3 separate regions of the Homo sapiens genome follow, and regions 1 and 2 are each linked to region 3. Evidence: chromatin contacts called from ENCODE Hi-C or POLR2A ChIA-PET data. All regions are on one chromosome and are shown on one strand. Each heading gives the region's core, a stretch centred on a gene start or an enhancer-like site at or near the end of the contact. The rest is flanking DNA. Distances are from core to core; before and after follow the strand shown.

Region 1 (2,700 bases), core at 66-2,565, 1.9 Mb before region 3:
GCGGTGGCACCTGTGATTCCTCAAGTAGCTTGGAATCAGCGTGCTAACACCATAAAGTGGCTGCAAAAGTCCCAGTGAAGTCACTGCTGAGAGCAAACAGGCCTTACAGAGAAGTTCCAAGGGGACAGGAAATTTCCAGAGGCTTGAGAGGACAATGTTCAGGGGAATAAGTACTTGAAGGGAATTATCTAACAAGGTGTTAAAGTAACTAGCTTCTTAGACAAGATGACATCAGGAGGAAAAAAAAACTTATTAAGGCAAACATGTCAGTTTCAGGCCAACTAAGGCTGTCAGAGAGACATGGAACACAAGAAGAGAAGAGTTTTGAAATGTATTCCCATCAAGAGCCAAGAATAATGAACTTTTGAATGTAAAACTTAGTGTGTTCCAAAACAAGAAAGGAAAAATAACTTGTTACTCGGAATCGAAGCCAAAAGGAATCTCATTGCTTGGGGAGGAGGGATGGGAGGGTGGGGGTGGTCCTTGGCCTGGGAAGGAAAACTCCACCAGGCCTTCGGAGCTGGGCACGCCCTGTTCCCACAATTAAGAAAAAAAACGACGACCTAGAGCTCAAGGCCGGTGCTGACATCTGACCTACTGGATGGCAGCCGCCTGTAGGAACATCACCATAGACTATTGGAATTTTCTGGCAAGTACTGGGCACTAAATCAGAGATGTGTTTTTAGAGAATTCCATGCCAATACTGCTGTATAGAATCTTTTATTCATACTTTCCCACTAGGTTTGGGCCCCTCTAAGCTTTCACGAGTCAAAGACCCCTCCTGCTTGCTGAAACCACCCACGGAAGGCCGGACACCGAGGACCTGGCCGCCCAAGCAGAGGCGACTGACAAGCGCGGTCCGGGCTGGACGGCCCCACCTTCCCCGCCCGGGAGAGCCAGGCCGGACAGCGGCCTCCCTCAGACCCGTCCCCAAGGCCGAGCCTCGCCCTGGGCCGTGCTGGTGCCCCATTCGGGACGGAGCGGTGGCCCGTCAGCACTTCCACGGCCTCCTCAGCAGGCCAGATGGGCAGGGCCGGCCTGGTGTCTCCCCGCCTGGCCGCGCGCTCGCGGGCAGCGATGACCCCAGGCAGCGGGCGACCCCAGGCGGACGGCAGGCCGGGTCTGCTCACTCACCGTTCGCTGCCGCGGGCGCCTGCGGGGGCGTCTACATGCCGGACCGAGCCCGCAGGCCCCGCCGCCGCGCCGCCGCCAGCCGTCGCTACCTGGCCCTTGGCGCCCTGGCCGCCTGTTGCCCCATGGCCGCCCGGACCCCGGCGCCGGCGCCGCCGAGCAGCAATGCGCCGCGCCCGCCCACTGCGCAGGCGCACCCGCCACGCATGCGCGCTGCCGCGCACGTGGGGCGTCCCGCGCGTCTGCCGGGTCCCACCGGCGCCGGGACACCCCGCGCGGGCGGGAGGCGGCGGGCGTGGCGGGAAAGAGGCGGGCGGTGGGGAAGAGGGGCGAATCGCGGTGGAGAGCAGTGACCAGGGAGTGGAGGCGGGCAGCGGGGACAGGGGCGGGCGTCCGCGACTCGGGTAGGCGGGGGTCGGCGCCCCGAGGAGGGCGGCCCCCGGCTCCCGTCCCCACTCACCTGCCGCGTCCGGAGGGCGCCCCCGGGTCCGCCCGCCACGTCTACGCCTAGGCGCCCCCGACATTGTGATCCCAGCCCGGCGTCCCGCCCCCAACTCACCGCCACCGCGGGCGGGACCTCCCGGACCACGTGGGCCGGCTCAGGGGAGTGCAGGTGCCCCGCGAGAGCTGGCCCCGCCCGCCGCCGCTTCCCTAATTACCGGGCTGTGACACGGTGTGGGCCGAGCCGGATTTGGGAACCGAAACTTAGAGCAGCTGCGGCAGCGCTGCGCTCCCTCGGGGCTGTCCGTCGGGGCTGGGAGGGCGGCCCTGCGCCTGGGGGAACCGCGATCGGCCTCACGCCCACCTCTAGCGGCCAGGTGCGCCTTGCACGCCCACGAACGTCCTCAGAGGTCTACGCTTGGGATCCCAAGGCTGGCAGTGGAGGGAGGACCCGGTGGCCTGGGGCACCTCTAGGGGGACCAGGGAGCCGTGTTTTGCGCACCCCACAGGCTGGAGGACTCGGGGAGTTGGGGGAGGAGGCCAAAGCCACAGGAGCGGACTTTGTAGTGTTTGTTGGAACTGCGGGTCCCACCCAGCCCGCACTTGCTGAACTGGTGGCTGCTCATCAGCGCCTTCAGGCCTCAAATATCCCAATAATGTGCCCTATACCCAGTTCTCAGCTCTCGAGTCACTGTCAGGTAAACTGGCAATGCACGACCAGCTGCTCTAACCTGCTGGTCCCCCAGGTGCCAGACATTGTTTTGTTTTTCTGAGATAGTGTCTCATTCGTCCCCCAGGCCGGAGTCCAGTGGCGGGCTCACGGCTCACTGCAGCCTTGACCTCTCAGGTGCAAGCGATCCTTCCACTTCAGCTTCCCTAGTAGTTGGGACTACAAGTAGGTCCCGCCACACTCGACTACTTCATTCATATATATATATATTTGTGTGTGTGTGTGTGTGTGTGTGTAGAGATGAGGTTTTACCATTTTGCCCAGGCTGGGTCTCAAACTTCACCCGCCTCGGCCTCCCAAAGTACTAGGATTATAGGCGTAAGCCACTGCACCTGGCCCAGCCATTGTTTTCTGAGGTTCAGTCCCTGTCTATACTTTCTGTGTGATCACCTGGCCCA
Region 2 (2,700 bases), core at 1-2,500, 1.1 Mb before region 3:
TTCCATGTGATGCAGGGAGCGAGGCCGTCACGAGGGACTCACTGGTGCCTGCCTTGGGGCTCCGGGACTGTGGGCTGTCTCCATCCGGAGGTCTCCCTACCACCAGGCTCTGTGGGGCAGGGAAGCCCAGTGGGGTGCAGGGAGCCAGGAAGCTGGGGTGGGGTCAGGGCAGGGTCCACAGGGAGACCGGGCGAGGCTGGCAGCCTTCCCAGTCCGCGCAGCGTCTCTGCAGGGGGAGCAAGAGCTGCCCTTCCACCCCTCCCAGGGGACGGGTAGGGGCACTCTGGGCTTTTCCCACCCCCTCACGCAGGGACACAGGCCTGGTGGGTCTATGACTGAAATTGGCCAGACCGCATTCTGGTGGTTTTATTCGGAAGGGAAGTTTACCCTGTTCAGCAGAAGCTGAGATGGGAACAGGAAACCCACAGGGCCCCTTTATTCGGCAAAAATGTCAGTCAGCGCCCCGGGGAGCAGCCGAGGGTCCCTGAGTGTGTGAGTGAGGTGGGGAAACACAGATGGACTTTGGGGGGCTCCCCCTTCTACAGGAAACCCGGAGTGGACTGGAATGGTGCAGGGGGAGAACTCGCCCCTCCCATCGGGCGCCTCCTTCATACCGGCCCTTCCCCTCGGCTTTGCCTGGACAGCTCCTGCCTCCCGCAGGGCCCACCTGTGTCCCCCAGCGCCGCTCCACCCAGCAGGCCTGAGCCCCTCTCTGCTGCCAGACACCCCCTGCTGCCCACTCTCCTGCTGCTCGGGTTCTGAGGCACAGCTTGTCACACCGAGGCGGATTCTCTTTCTCTTTCTCTTTCTCTTCTGGCCCACAGCCGCAGCAATGGCGCTGAGTTCCTCTGCTGGAGTTCATCCTGCTAGCTGGGTTCCCGAGCTGCCGGTCTGAGCCTGAGGCATGGAGCCTCCTGGAGACTGGGGGCCTCCTCCCTGGAGATCCACCCCCAAAACCGACGTCTTGAGGCTGGTGAGCCCCCGAGCCTCCTCTCCGTCTGCTCGCAGATCCCAGTTCTGACCCCAGGGCCTCCCACAGATCTCTTCCCCATGCCCCTGTCCTGGCCGTTGCTGGCTCCGGCGTCCAGCCCGTCCCCTGCTGCCTGGGGCTCTCGGGTCAACCCAGACCCCCAGCACTGGGCTCACCACAGTGGGGTGAGCAGCAGAGCCACAGCCCTACCCAGCAGACCTCCTCCTGCGTGTGTCCCCCACTCACCACTCCGTCCACGGGCAGCTGGTGAGCCCCCATTTGGCCGGATGTGGGCACTTCTGGGGGCTGGGTGTCTCTGGGCGTCTCTGGGCGGGGCCCTCGAGCAGGTGACCCAACTCCCCGGCAGCCCTGACCTTGGTGACAGGTGATAAGATCAGTGTGCAGCAGGGGGCTGGACCCAGGTGGGTGGGGTGGGGATACTCTCCATGCTCATGTGGCACTCCTGCCTGTCCAGCCACTATCCCCATCAGGGGCCCCCGACTGCCCATCAGCCAGCCCAGGAACGAGGCCACGGCAGAGCCACCCTCCCCGATGTGGCCCTGATCAGCCTGTCACCCACTGTCTGGCTTGTGAGCCTCTGGGGCCCATCCCTGGCTGCCCCTGCTGGCTCTTCAGGGGTCAGCAGGTCCAACCTAGGCCAGCAGGGGGGCCGGCAGGTTGTCTGCCCAGTGGGCTCAATGCTCCCAGGTGTGGGGTGTGGGGTCCCTGGCGAGGGCAGAGTTCCAGTTCCCAGGGCTCCGCGCTGCCAGGCAGCGTCATCAGGGCTGGAGGAGGGGCGGTCCCCACCCTATCCCGGGCTCCAGCGGTCGGCAAGGTTGTTCCATGAGCCTGGCCTGGGGCCCGCTTCTGTCCTCTCTACCAGGCACTGCCGCTCCTCCCCATTGCACAGAGGGAGATTCAGGCTGTGGGGCCAAGCCTGGCAGAGCCCACAGGGCAGCCAGGGCATCTCCCAATGCCTGTCCTGACCCCCTTAGGTGCTGTATCTCACCTTCCTGGGAGCCCCCTGCTACGCCCCAGCTCTGCCGTCCTGCAAGGAGGACGAGTACCCAGTGGGCTCCGAGTGCTGCCCCAAGTGCAGTCCAGGTAGGTGCAGCCCTTTGGCGGGCCAGCTCTGTGGGCCGAGGGCAGACACTCTTGCCCCCTTCTGCCCCAGACACCCCTGTGTTCTCTGCCCCCACAGCCATGGGTGTGATGAAGCCCTGGGGCTAGGTGTGCAGACAGTGAGGGCAGAACCCCCAGGCCAGCAGCTTGGACTCTTCACCCTGGGGGACCCTCACAGTCACACTGCACAGGGGGTGGGTCTGAGAGACGTGGCTGGCCCACCGTGGCCAGAGACATGGGCTCGGGGGCACATACCAGAGCCGGGCCAGGTGTCCCAGGAGGCCCCATGTGCTTCCAGAACTTTCCGATTTTCCCCAGAGCAGCTCTGCTCATGGCTGATGGGGCTGCTGTGTCCCGTGGGGCTCATGGGCCATTTGAGTCCCCTTAGCTGGTGTCTCCCTGCTTGGGCTCTGGGCGCGGGTGGAGTGATGGGTGGGCTCCCGAAGGGGCCTCCCGCAGACTTGCGAAGTTCCCACTCTCTGGGCGGCAGGTTATCGTGTGAAGGAGGCCTGCGGGGAGCTGACGGGCACAGTGTGTGAACCCTGCCCTCCAGGCACCTACATTGCCCACCTCAATGGCCTAAGCAAGTGTCTGCAGTGCCAAATGTG
Region 3 (2,985 bases), core at 331-2,830:
TGCTCATTGTGTGGTCATTGGTTACGGCAGCCACAGAAAACAGACAGTGCGCACATCCGCATGGTCCCCTCTCCAGCTCTTGCCTGATAGGCATAAACGAGGGCAGCTGGGCGCGGTGGCTCACGCTTGCAATCCCAGCACTTTGGGAGGCCGAGGCGGGTGGATCATGAGGTCAGAAGATTGAAACTATCCTGGCCCACATGGTGAAACCCCGTTTCTACTAAAAATACAAAAAATTAGCCAGGCGTGGTGGCACGTGCCTGTAGTCCCAGCTATTCAGGAGGCTGAGGCATGAGAATCGCTTGAACCTGGGAGGCAAAGGTTGCAGTGAGCCAAGATGGAGCCACTGCACTCCAGCCTGGGCGACAGAGAGAGATTCTGTCTCAAAAAAAAAAAAAAAGAAAGAAAAAAAGTAAAAAAGAAAAAAAGGAAATAAACAAGGGCTTGCCCTGTAGTTCACATCTGGACCACCCAGCTTAAAATAGGGCAGGGGAGTTCAGGAATAGCTTTGCAACCCTTGTGTTACGGTGCACAGGTGTGCAAAAATTCTCCTTGAACTCCCCCTTCAGTGTCCCCCCAGGGCTCATGGCCACTGTCACTCTGTGCTAGTTGCTCTTCAGACCAGGGAACAGACTTGGCCATGGCTATGGCCAGGGTCCAGCTGCTATTGCTCCTCCTGTCACCCACCCACCTTTTGTCTCCAACAAGGATGTTGAGAGGAGCCAGGCACCAGCCTCCCTGGGTTCAGGTCTTTCCTCTCCCCTCACTTTCCTATGAACTAGGGGTGGGGGAGGAGGAGTGCCTGCCAGGAGGTCACTGCAGCCAAGGAACCCAAATTGGTGTGCTTGAGAATGACCCATGGATACACTTTCCAAAGAGTCACCCGGCTGCGATGAGGGGCCATCTCCCCTCCTGGAGCCAACAGCCATGAGTAGCTGTCACACACATCCGTGCAGCACCTAGACACACATCCGTGCTGTCCACTCCGTGCTGCTGCAATTGTGGGGGAGGAAGGTGGCACAGTGGCAGCGACACACACTTCCCTCTCCAAAATTGGGGCGGGGCTCCTCAAAATCCTCTGACCAGCATTAAAGATTCAGAATTTGATATTATGGCTGCATATAATGTTGAATTATCTGAACTTGCTGCACGTGTGTGTGTGTGTGTGTGTGTGTGTGTGTGTATTGTTGGTAGGACCAAAACGGTTAATTATCAGCAATTTCATGGTTTGACCTAATATTTTAAAAGAGAGGTTCTTACCTGCTGGAAGCATGTACTGGTGTATTACGGATGAGACGGTCTCATAGGTGGAATTTGCTGTGAAATGCCCCAGGAAACAAAAAGCCAGAGGTCAGAGTGATGAGAGCTGGGGACGGGTGGATGGGTTCCTGGGCCGTTCCCTGTAGTGCTGAGTGTGCTTGGAAGTGTCCACAATGAGGAGTAGAAACGAGTACAAAGCTGGGTGGAGACAGCCCTGTCCTGGCTGCCCTGAGCTCGGCCCTGTCAGTCGCCTTGAGGAGGGTTGGGGGGAGCAGGGATGCAGGGTGGCGCGTGCATGCCAGGTGGCAGGCGGCAGGTGCTGGCTCCAGGCCCGTCTCCAGCCCCAGGGCTCCAGGCCATGCTCCGCCCCCAGCTGCCCTGCAGCTCCAGGCCGGCCACGCTGCCGCCTAGTTTCGCAACTCCAATGTCATCACCTAGGTGACAGGGACGCTGCTGCCACCGCCCGCCTGCGGGAGCCAGGAGCCAGCCGAGGGCCACTTCCACCTGGCCCCACCGACCCTCCGGGGCCCAGGCTTAGCCAAGGTAGGCTTGGGCTTGGCTCGCCCTCCTCTCGGCCTGAGTCGGGGGGAGTCTCCTTGCCACCGTGGGTGCAGTGGCTCCGGGGGCCCACCCTGGGGTGCAGAGAGCCCCTCTACGGCCTCCCAGGAGGCGGCTTGGAAATGCAGTACTGTTCAGGCCAGGGTGGGGAGGCCTTGCCCACAGTTCTCCTGATGGGACAAGCCACAGCTCTGGGGAGCCATCTGCCCCAAGTGGCACATCAGGGCTCCTCGTGTGACCCTAGGATCGGGGGCAGAAGTGGCTCTGGTACCGCCACCTCCACCCCTTGGACCCACCAGGAGCTCTTTCCACTTCCTGCCAAGGAGGCGCAGAGTGACTGCCCCAGCCTGGCACGTCCGGGGGCTTCCCGGCTGGGGGCCGCCATCCTCAGCCTCACACAGCTGATCCAGAACCTCCCAGTTCTCCCCAGCCCCCTCACTCTTTTGTGGCCCCGGAGCCTCTCCCGGCAACAGCAAGCCATGCCCCGGCCTCCCCGGCACTCACGCAGCTACTCCCAAGCCTGACCATGACGTGGACGGCAGGAAGGGGCTGGGCATGTCCTGTTCCTTCTGCCTGGGTCCTGCTTCCAGGGCTGGACTCCCAGGCTGGGGAATCCTCAGGGACCCATCAAACTGGGGGACAGGGGAGGGGCTTGTGGGGATTTGCTGTGAGGAGGGCAGAGTGTGTACGTGGCAGTGCCTGCGGACACATGTGTGCGCATATGTGAATAGGTGTGTCCATGTGCATGTATGTGCAAGTGTGTTGCTAGAGGTGAGAGGGTGGGTAGGGAAACTGAGTGACCAGCTCCTCCCTGAAGCCTTGGGGGAATGTCCGAGGGGCCAGGGCCTCTGGATCCTGTTCCCTTGGCTCTTTGCAAAGTCTCCAGCCTGGCCTCCTGGATGGGCATGTGGCTCGGGGGGCGAGACCATGGGCTCTTCCTGGCTTGCTGTGTCGCTCTGGGTGCGTTTTACACCACTCTGAGGATCTCTCTGCTCATCCCTAAGGCAGGGATGATGATGGGGCCAGGGGACCACATGGGCACAGGTAAGGCAGGGATGATGATGGGGCCGGGGGACCACATGGGCACAGGCTTCTGGAATGTGGGTGTCGTCTCCCTGGGGTCCCGCAGTCTGAACTCAAGACTCAAGAGCCCCATGTCCAGGTGGG

Evidence for each region. A loop is a pair of places that touch in the nucleus more often than their neighbours do. ChIA-PET counts read pairs that join two places held with the same protein, here RNA polymerase II (POLR2A). Pooled maps may share reads with other maps.
Region 1: a pooled map shows a loop between it and region 3 (11-fold over the local background). The contact joins the promoter of NADK here to the promoter of TP73-AS3 in region 3. A Hi-C loop is called at or near these places in 6 of 37 single-sample maps with no recorded cell type and 3 of 50 pooled maps.
Region 2: a pooled map shows a loop between it and region 3 (2.4-fold over the local background). The contact joins the promoter of TNFRSF14-AS1 here to the promoter of TP73-AS3 in region 3. A Hi-C loop is called at or near these places in 17 of 37 single-sample maps with no recorded cell type and 6 of 50 pooled maps. POLR2A ChIA-PET finds 5 or more read pairs at or near these places in 2 of 52 experiments (GM12878 and Panc1).

What each region holds. Positions count from the first base shown.
Region 1 is chr1:1,777,155-1,779,854 of GRCh38, forward strand. It overlaps NADK (NAD kinase), which reads right to left and starts at 1,316. Exons shown (of 12, transcript NM_023018.5): 1 at 1,135-1,316. RefSeq lists a silencer at 832-2,031.
Region 2 is chr1:2,555,761-2,558,460 of GRCh38, forward strand. TNFRSF14-AS1 (TNFRSF14 antisense RNA 1) reads right to left here and starts at 1,251. Exons shown (of 7, transcript NR_037844.2): 1 at 1,217-1,251; 2 at 1-936. TNFRSF14 (TNF receptor superfamily member 14) reads left to right here and starts at 611. Exons shown (of 8, transcript NM_003820.4): 1 at 611-973; 2 at 1,966-2,074; 3 at 2,583-2,700. The coding sequence starts at 905.
Region 3 is chr1:3,667,365-3,670,349 of GRCh38, forward strand. TP73-AS3 (TP73 antisense RNA 3) reads right to left here and starts at 1,581. Exons shown (of 3, transcript NR_187362.1): 1 at 1,261-1,581. All of the region lies in intron 1 of TP73 (tumor protein p73), which reads left to right.